Linked DNA regions of Homo sapiens: region 2 is linked to region 1. A link is an interaction called in ENCODE POLR2A ChIA-PET data of the cell type or tissue named here. Cell type or tissue: HepG2. All regions are shown on one strand.

Evidence for each region. Peaks named below come from ENCODE experiments on the same cell type or tissue, not always from the same donor. Only the 100,000 strongest peaks of a DNase experiment are listed, where the experiment ranks them.
Region 2: POLR2A ChIA-PET joins it to region 1 with 10 read pairs; 1 of 35 experiments calls an interaction of 5 or more read pairs at or near these places.

Annotation. Positions count from the first base shown.
Region 1 is chr16:15,905,963-15,909,962 of GRCh38, reverse strand. All of the region lies in intron 1 of LOC107984869 (a long non-coding RNA gene), which reads left to right. Among named protein-coding and RNA genes, the nearest start is that of CEP20, 19 kb to the right of the region's middle. In HepG2, no CTCF peak of the experiment used is centred here; a DNase peak (open chromatin) is centred at 1,722.
Region 2 is chr16:16,185,713-16,189,712 of GRCh38, reverse strand. It overlaps ABCC6 (ATP binding cassette subfamily C member 6), which reads left to right. Exons shown (of 31, transcript NM_001171.6): 13 at 739-882; 14 at 2,502-2,589. Among named protein-coding and RNA genes, the nearest start is that of ABCC6, 36 kb to the left of the region's middle. RefSeq lists a silencer at 3,140-3,313. In HepG2, a CTCF peak has its summit at 2,177 (motif pointing left); a DNase peak (open chromatin) is centred at 2,152.

The sequences.
Region 1 (4,000 bases):
TCCAGCCTGGGTCACAGAGTGAGACTCCGCCTCAAAAAAAAAAAGAAACAGAAAAAGAAAAGAAATTGATATTTTAAAACCAGTAAGAGAGTTTGATTTGCAACCAAAAAAAAAAAAAAGTTTAACCAATAGGAGGTTATTTTGTTTTAAGAGCAGAAAAAATAGGATGAAAGTAAATCAGATAGGTAGCTACCTATTTGACACATTCCTCCAGCTTACCCTGAATAAACCTGCCCAAGTATGTCCACTATCCATCCATCCCCTGAAAGGGACTGAGGAAGATCTATTATCTAGACAAATTCTTCTGGGACATAATATTTGGACATTTTAAACTTCCCCATAATCTGTCACGCATTTTCTGTTTGATTCATCATTGATCGACAAGCCAATTACTGTTCTTACCTACCATTTTATATTCAGGGACATTTAGTTCTTTTTTTCTTTTTTTGTTTTTTTTTTTTGTTTGTTTGTTTTTTTTGGCGAGACGAAGTGTCAATCTGTCACCCAGGCTGGAGTGCAGTGGCGCGATCTCGGCTCACTGCAACCTCCACCTCCCAAGTTCTCATAAATGTTTTCTAGAGTTTTTTGGAACCCCAAATTTAATATGACATTCAGACCAAGATGCAATAAACAAACATTTATTGATCACAAAAAAAAGAGAGAAGGCTAGATGCAGTGGCTCACACCTGTAATCCCAGCACTTTGGGAGGCCGAGGTAGGTGGATCACTTGATCTGCCAGAAGTTTGGGGCCAGAAGTTTGGGACCAGCCTGGGCAACATGGCAAAAACCAGTCTCTACTAAAAATACAAAAAGTTAGCTTGGAGTGGTGGTGTGTGCCTGTAATCCCAGCTACTCAGGAGGCTGAGGCTGGAGGATCACTTGAGCCTTGGAGGTGGAGGTTGCAGTGAGCCAAGATTGCGCCACTGCGCTCCAGCCTGGGTGACAGATCGAGACTCTGTCTCAAAAAAAATAAGAAATGAAAGAGAGAGAGAAGGAAGAGAGGCCAGATGAAGTGCTGGAGGCTTCTGAAGTGGTACGTAAGAACCAGGAATGGAGAATGTGTAGTTAGGGACAGGAAGAGAAAAATCCTAACCATAGTGTCTTTATTTATTTATTTGTTTGTTTGTTTGTTTTTTGAGATGGAGTCTCACTCTGTTGCCCAGGCTGGAGTGCAGTGGCACAATCATGGCTCACTGCAACCTCTGCCTCCCAGGTTCAAGCCATCCTCCTGCCTCAGACCCTCTAGTTGCTGGGATTACAGGCACGTGCCACCATGCCCGGCTATTTTCTGTATTTTTAGTAGAGATGGAGTTTCGCCATTTTGGCCAAGGTGGTCTCAAACTCCTGACCTCGGGTGATCCACCCGCCTCGGCCTCCCAAAGTGCTGGGATTACAGGCATGAGCCACTGCGCCCACCGATGGTGCCTTTAAACAGTACTCTTGATTCCAGGTGACAGAAATTCAAATTAGCCTAAACCATCATGTATTGGCCCATGAATCTAAAATGTCCAGTGGCAGAGCTGGCTTTGGTCATAGTCCAGGAGCTCAATGGTCTGTGTCACTTCGTTCTACTTTCTCTTTGTTGGTGTCATTTCAACAGGTTATTCTCTGGCAGAGGCAAAGGTGACACCCAACCACTCCTGCCTCTATCCTACCTAGCAACCCCAAGGCAATACACTCTGTCTTGTCCAATAGCTGCAGCAGATGTCTTGGGTTTGAGCCTCATTGGCCCTTCTGAGTGTCACATGACCACACCCGAACCAATCAGTGAGACTGGCGAGGCTGGGTGAACTGTCTTGAATGGCTAGACCTGGGTCTTAACACCCACCCCTGCAGCCAGCCCCACTGAGAGGGCTGAGGGCGGGTGAGTCAATGGTTCCCCAAAGGGAATTTAGGGTACTGTTTCTGAAAAAATGGACAATGAAGGCTGAGTGGAAACAGCAGTCATGGAAAGCACACAACAGACAAGTGCCTTTCTCTCTGCCTCTGCCACTCAAGGCCGCCTTAAGTTCCTCCAGTGTGCTAATTGTTCCCCCGGGTCTTTTGAACACGTTGTTCTGTGTTTTTTGAATGCTCTTCCATACCTGTGCCTAAGTAACACCTGCTTATCCTTCAGCTGTCAGCCCCAACATCATCTTCTCAGGGAAGCTGTAGCACTTGTATTTTCCAAAAGTGGCCACAATTATTCATTCATGAGTAGATGCTCAATAATATCTTTTGAATGAACGCATGCATGAATAAAAGGTTAAAATGTAAACAAAGTGATCTTACACTCTTATTGAGAAGGGTGGCCTGTGTTCCCTTCCGTTGAATCCAGATGAGCTTGAGGCTACTGTGGAACTGACATGGTGTGACTTTTTTTTTTTTTTTTTTTTTTTTGAGATGGATTTTCACTCTTGTCACCCAGGCTGGAATGCAATGACGCAATCTCGGCTCACTGCAACCTCCACTTCCCGGGTTCAAGCGATTTTCCTGCCTCAGCCTCCCAAGTAGCTGGGATTACAGGCGCATGCCACTACACCCAGCTAATTTTTGTATTTTTAGTAGAGACGGGGTTTCACCATGTTGGCCAGGCTGGTCTCTAACTCCAGACCTCAGGTGATCCATCCGCCTCAGCCTCCCAAGGTGCTGTGATTATAGGTTTGAGCCACTGCACCTGGCCAATAATATCTTTTGAATGAATGAATGCATTAATGAAAAGTTAAAACGCAAACAAGGTGACTTTGACACTCCTGTTGTGAAGGGTGGTCTGTGTTCCCTTCCCTTGAATCCAGACGAGCTTGAGGCTACTGTGGAAGTGACATGGTGTGACTTCTGAAACTGGTCATAAAAGGTGAAAAGCTGGCCGGACATCGTGGCTCACATCTGTAATCTCAGCACTTTGGAAGGATGAGGCAGGAGGATCATTTGAGACTAGGAGTTCAAGACCATGGAGGAGTGGAGTGGACTGGGCTGTGACCTGCCAAGGGCAACAAGCAAGACCCTGTCTCTCTCTCTCTCTCTTTTTTTTTTTTAATAAATATGCCAGCCTGGCCAACATGGCAAACCTAGCCTCTACTAAAAATACAATAATTAGCTGGGCGTGGTGGCGCTCACTTGTAGTCCCAGCTACTTAGGAGGCTGAGGCACAAGAATCACTTGAACCCAGGAAGTGGAGGTGGCAGTGAGCCAAGATCATGCCACTGCACACCAGCCTGGGTGACAGTGAGACTTTGTCTCAATTGAAAAAAAAAAAAAAGATATGAAAAGCTCCCACTTGGCTCTGTTAGGATGCTCCATCTTGGAACCCAACCACCATGCCATAAGGAAGCTCAAGCAGCCCGTGGAGGGGGCCCCCATAGAGAAGAAATGGGATCCCTGCCCACAGCCCTGGCTGAGTTCCCACCTGACAGCAAATACCAAATTGCCAGCCATGTGACTGAGCCATCCACAAAGTGGGTCTTCCAGAATCTTGATAACATTGTACTCAGTGACAGAAGCCAGACACAATAGGCCACGTAGTGTATATTCCATTTGAAGTGTCTAGAACAGACAGATCTATAAAGACAGAAGATAGATGAGTGTTTCCAGGGACTAGGGGAAGAGGGAATAGAAGAGACTGCTAATGGTATATATTCTGTTGTTGTTGTTCTTGTCATTGTTGTTTAGAAACAGGGTCTCATTCTGTCACCCAGGCTGGAGTGCAATGGTGCGATCATAGCTCACTGCAGCCTGGAACTCTTGGGCTCAATTGATCCCCCTGTCTCAGCCTCCCGAGTAGCTGGGACCACAGGTGTGCGCCACCACATCCAGATAAGTATAGGATTTCTTTTTAGGGAAAAGGAAATATCGTGGAATTAGATAGCAATAGTTGTACAATCCTGTGAATATACTAAAAAGCATTGAATTGTATGGTTTCACATGGTGAAATTTATGGCATGTAAATTATATCTCAGAGACAACCAAAAAAAAGTGGGTCCTCCAGCCCCTGTCAAGCTGCCCCATGTTGAGCATGGCATG
Region 2 (4,000 bases), 280 kb before region 1:
GGTGTGGTGGCTCATGCCTGTCGTCCCAATACTTTGGGAGGCCGAGGTGGGTGGATCACCTGAGGTCAGGAGTTCAAGACCAGCCTGGCCAACATGGCGAAACCCTGTCTCTACTAAAAATACAAAAATTAGCTGGTTGCAGTGGCGGGCGCCTGTAATCCCAGCTACTTGGGAGTCTGAGGCAGGAGAATCACTTGAACCCAGGAGGCAGAGGTTGCAGTGAGCCGAGATCATGCCACTGTACTCCAGCCTGGGCGACAGAGCAAGACTTCATCTCAAAAAAAAAAAAAAAAGCACCACAAATGGCACCAACACCTAGAGCCCTCAAGTGCTGCTCCTGCCTGCAACTTTAGAGTCATCTTCCAAGGGACTCTAGAATCACAAGTTCCACCACGTCTAGAACAACAGGGCTACCAAGATCAAAAACTCTGCTGTCCCCCGATGCCTGGAACCTAGAGGCATTAGGTTCTCCCCTAGGTTCTAGTGATGCCTAGAGCCGTGGGGCTGCGCACTCATCACCATTAGCAATGCGCTGTGTCTTTAGAGAGAGCCTTATGTAGCTTATGACTGCGGAGAGGACATGTGTTAGCAGGACTGGGAGTGGGATCTACGGAGGGAAGCACATGCGGACATGGCGGGTGGGCCACATGGACCGTGCAGGCACCACAGCTTGCCCAGGCTGCCCTATCCATGCTTGCGTGTCTCACTGTTGCCCCACGTGTCCCCCCCACCCCCCAGGTCGCACTGGTGGTGTTTGCTGTCCACACTCTGGTGGCCGAGAATGCTATGAATGCAGAGAAAGCCTTTGTGACTCTCACAGTTCTCAACATCCTCAACAAGGCCCAGGCTTTCCTGCCCTTCTCCATCCACTCCCTCGTCCAGGTGAGGTGGGTGCAAGGGCTGGAGCCATCCTGGGAGAGTGCGTGGGCTACACCTGGCTCCAGCTTCCCTACCCCTGCCATTTGCAGAGGAGAGGGAAGACAGAGTGGGAGGGAGAGGGATGGTGTGGAGCTGGAAAAGAGGCGGGTAGGGGCAAGAACAGAGGCGGGCAGAGAGTACAGCAAATACATCTGGAAGGGGTCAGCCTTTGGAGGGCAATGTGCAGACCTTTCCACACACACCTCAGAACATGCATACTTGTCCATCTGCCCAGCAATTCCACATACAAGCAATCATGTCAGTTCCCTTTTTTATACAAAGCGATTTTGTTTCTCTTCCTTTGCTATCTCTAGTCCTTTCAGCATGGTGAAAACAAGAAACGGCGGCATACCTGAGCCATCTCCATGTTTTTTATTTTTTATTTTTATTTATTTATTTATTTGAGATGGAGTCTCACTCTGTCACCCAGGCTGGAGTGCAGTGGTGCAATCTCGGCTCACTGCAAGATCTACCTCGCAGATTCAAGTGATTCTCCTGCCCCAGCCTGCCAAGTAGCTGGGACCACAGGCATGCACAACCATGCCCAGCTAATTTTTTTTTTTTTTTTTGTATTTTTAGTAGAGATGAGATTTCACCATGTTGGCCAGGCAGGTCTTGAACCGCTGACCTCAGGTGATCTGCCCACCTTGGCCTCCCAAAGTGCTGATTACAGACATGAGCCACTGCACCCAGTCTTATTTATTTATTTATTGTGTTTTTAGTAGAGACAGGGTTTCACCATGTTGGCCAGGCCAGGCTGGTCTTGAACCCCCGACCTCATGTAATAAGCCCGCCTCAGCCTCCCAAAGTGCTAGGATTACAGGCATGAGCCACCGCGCCTGGCCGCCTTATTTATTTATTTATTTATTTATTTATTTATTTATTTAATTTATTTATTGAGACAGTGTCTCACTCTGTCACCCAGGCTGGAGTGCAGTGGCACGATCTCAGCTCACTGCATGCTCAAACTCCTGGACTCAAGTGATGCTTCTACCTCCCAGCCTCCTGAGTAGCTGGGACTACAGGCATGGGCCACCACATCCGGCTAATTTTTTTAATTTTTTGTAGAAACAAAGAGTCTTGCTATGTTCCCCAGGTCTCCAACTCCTGGCCTCAAGTGATCCTCCTGCACTTGGCTTCCCAAAGTGCTGGGATTACCGGCATGAGCCGCTGCACCTGGCCTAATCTCTATTTTAACGACTGGTCTCTTTCTTCCCCAAAGATGGGTTTGTGACTGGGAGAGAGCGCCCCCAGGTGGACAACATTTGAAATTGTTCCACACAATGGCTTGATAACCTTATTGGAAAAGCCACCATCCTCTTCCCAGATCTTGTCTGCAGAATGGCAGCTGGCTTGCTTCGGTGTCACTGATTTGTAGGATCGCAGAGGTGGGAGATCACCACCATCAAGGTCACCACTCGGGTTGCATCGTTTCCCATGAACTAGAAAGCTTTGTCCTCACGCCTCCTATGCACAGAGCTTGGTAGACAGGAAGCTGTTGCCACACATCTTGAGACACCGACACCCAAAACCTGAGTTCTTTGCTCTTCTTGCTGGGTGACCTGCGGCTTCGGTTTTCCTAGGCCCGGGTGTCCTTTGACCGTCTGGTCACCTTCCTCTGCCTGGAAGAAGTTGACCCTGGTGTCGTAGACTCAAGTTCCTCTGGAAGCGGTGAGTGCTGAGTCTGGCAGGAGGGGTGTGGGAGGGATGGGGGATGTGGGGGCCACCCCAGCCCATAATGGCAAGCCAGCATCAGTACTGGGGGGAGATGGGGGCTGCGGGCAATGGATGACACGTGCAGATCACGCCATCTGCGTGTCACTTGGAAACTGGCACCGTGCTGCTCTTCTTTCTGCTAGCCATTCAGCGACCACTCACTGAGCGCCCACTTTGTACCATCCTGGGTGTACAACAGGGAACACTCTAACACAGTGGTCCCCAAGCTTTTTGGCACCAGGGACTGGTTTTGTGGAAGACAGTTTTCCCACGGACCGGGGAGAGGCGCGTGGTTTTGGGATGATTCAAACACATTCCATTTATTGTGCCCTTTATTATTATTACATTGTACTATATAATGAAATAATTATACAACTCACCATAACGTAGAACCAGTGGGAGCCCTGAGCTTGCTTTCCGTCAACTAGATGGCCCCAAAGCGGGTGATGGGAGACAGAGATCATCAGGCATTAGATTCTTATAAGGAACACGCAACCCAGATTCCTCACATGCACAGTTCACAAGTGTTCGTGCTCCTTTGAGAATCTATTGCTGCTGCTGATTTGGCAGGAGGTGGAGCTCAGGCGGTGATGGGAGTGATGGGGAGTGGCTATAAACACAGATGACACTCTGCTCACCTGCCCTGCGCTCACCTCCTGCTGTATGGCCCAGTTCCTAAGAGGCTGCAGACTGGTACCAGTCTGTGGCCTGGGGGTTGAGGACTCCTGCTCTAACAGACCAGGTCCTTGTCCTCATGCAGAAAGTCCCAGGTAATAAGCATGACAGCATTTTGATCAAGCTGGAAAATAGCAGCATTTCAAGCACCATTGCACGATGAGACTTACCAAGCTCAAGTTACCTGGGCTTCCCCCTCCACCCCATCCTTCTTTTATGCCACGGGCCAAGACACCCTCCCCCTTGTTGCACTGAAGAACCTGGGCAAACTGTGTACCTGGAAAACACCCACATAGTGGTAAGAAGCCGAGCCTGTGGCATTCAACTGCCCAGGTCCAAATCCCAGCCCCAGCACTGACTAGCTGGGTGATCCTGACAAGTAGATCATCTCTCTGAGCTTCCGTGTTCCCATCTCCAAAATGGGCATGTTAATCGTTATAGCAGCTAATTGTGACGATGAATTTAATTGATCTGGGCTAAGCCATGAGAGCTTTGATTTTTAGAAAATCTTTCAGGCAATTCTAACTACGTCTTAAGGATCAAGAACCACTAATCTAATTACACTTGTTATCACAGTGAAATAATAATAATAATTAGTAGTAGTAGCAGTAGTATTTTTGAGACACAGTCTTACTCCGTCATCCAGGCTGGAGTGCAGTGGTGCAATCTTGGTTCACTGCAACCTCCGCCT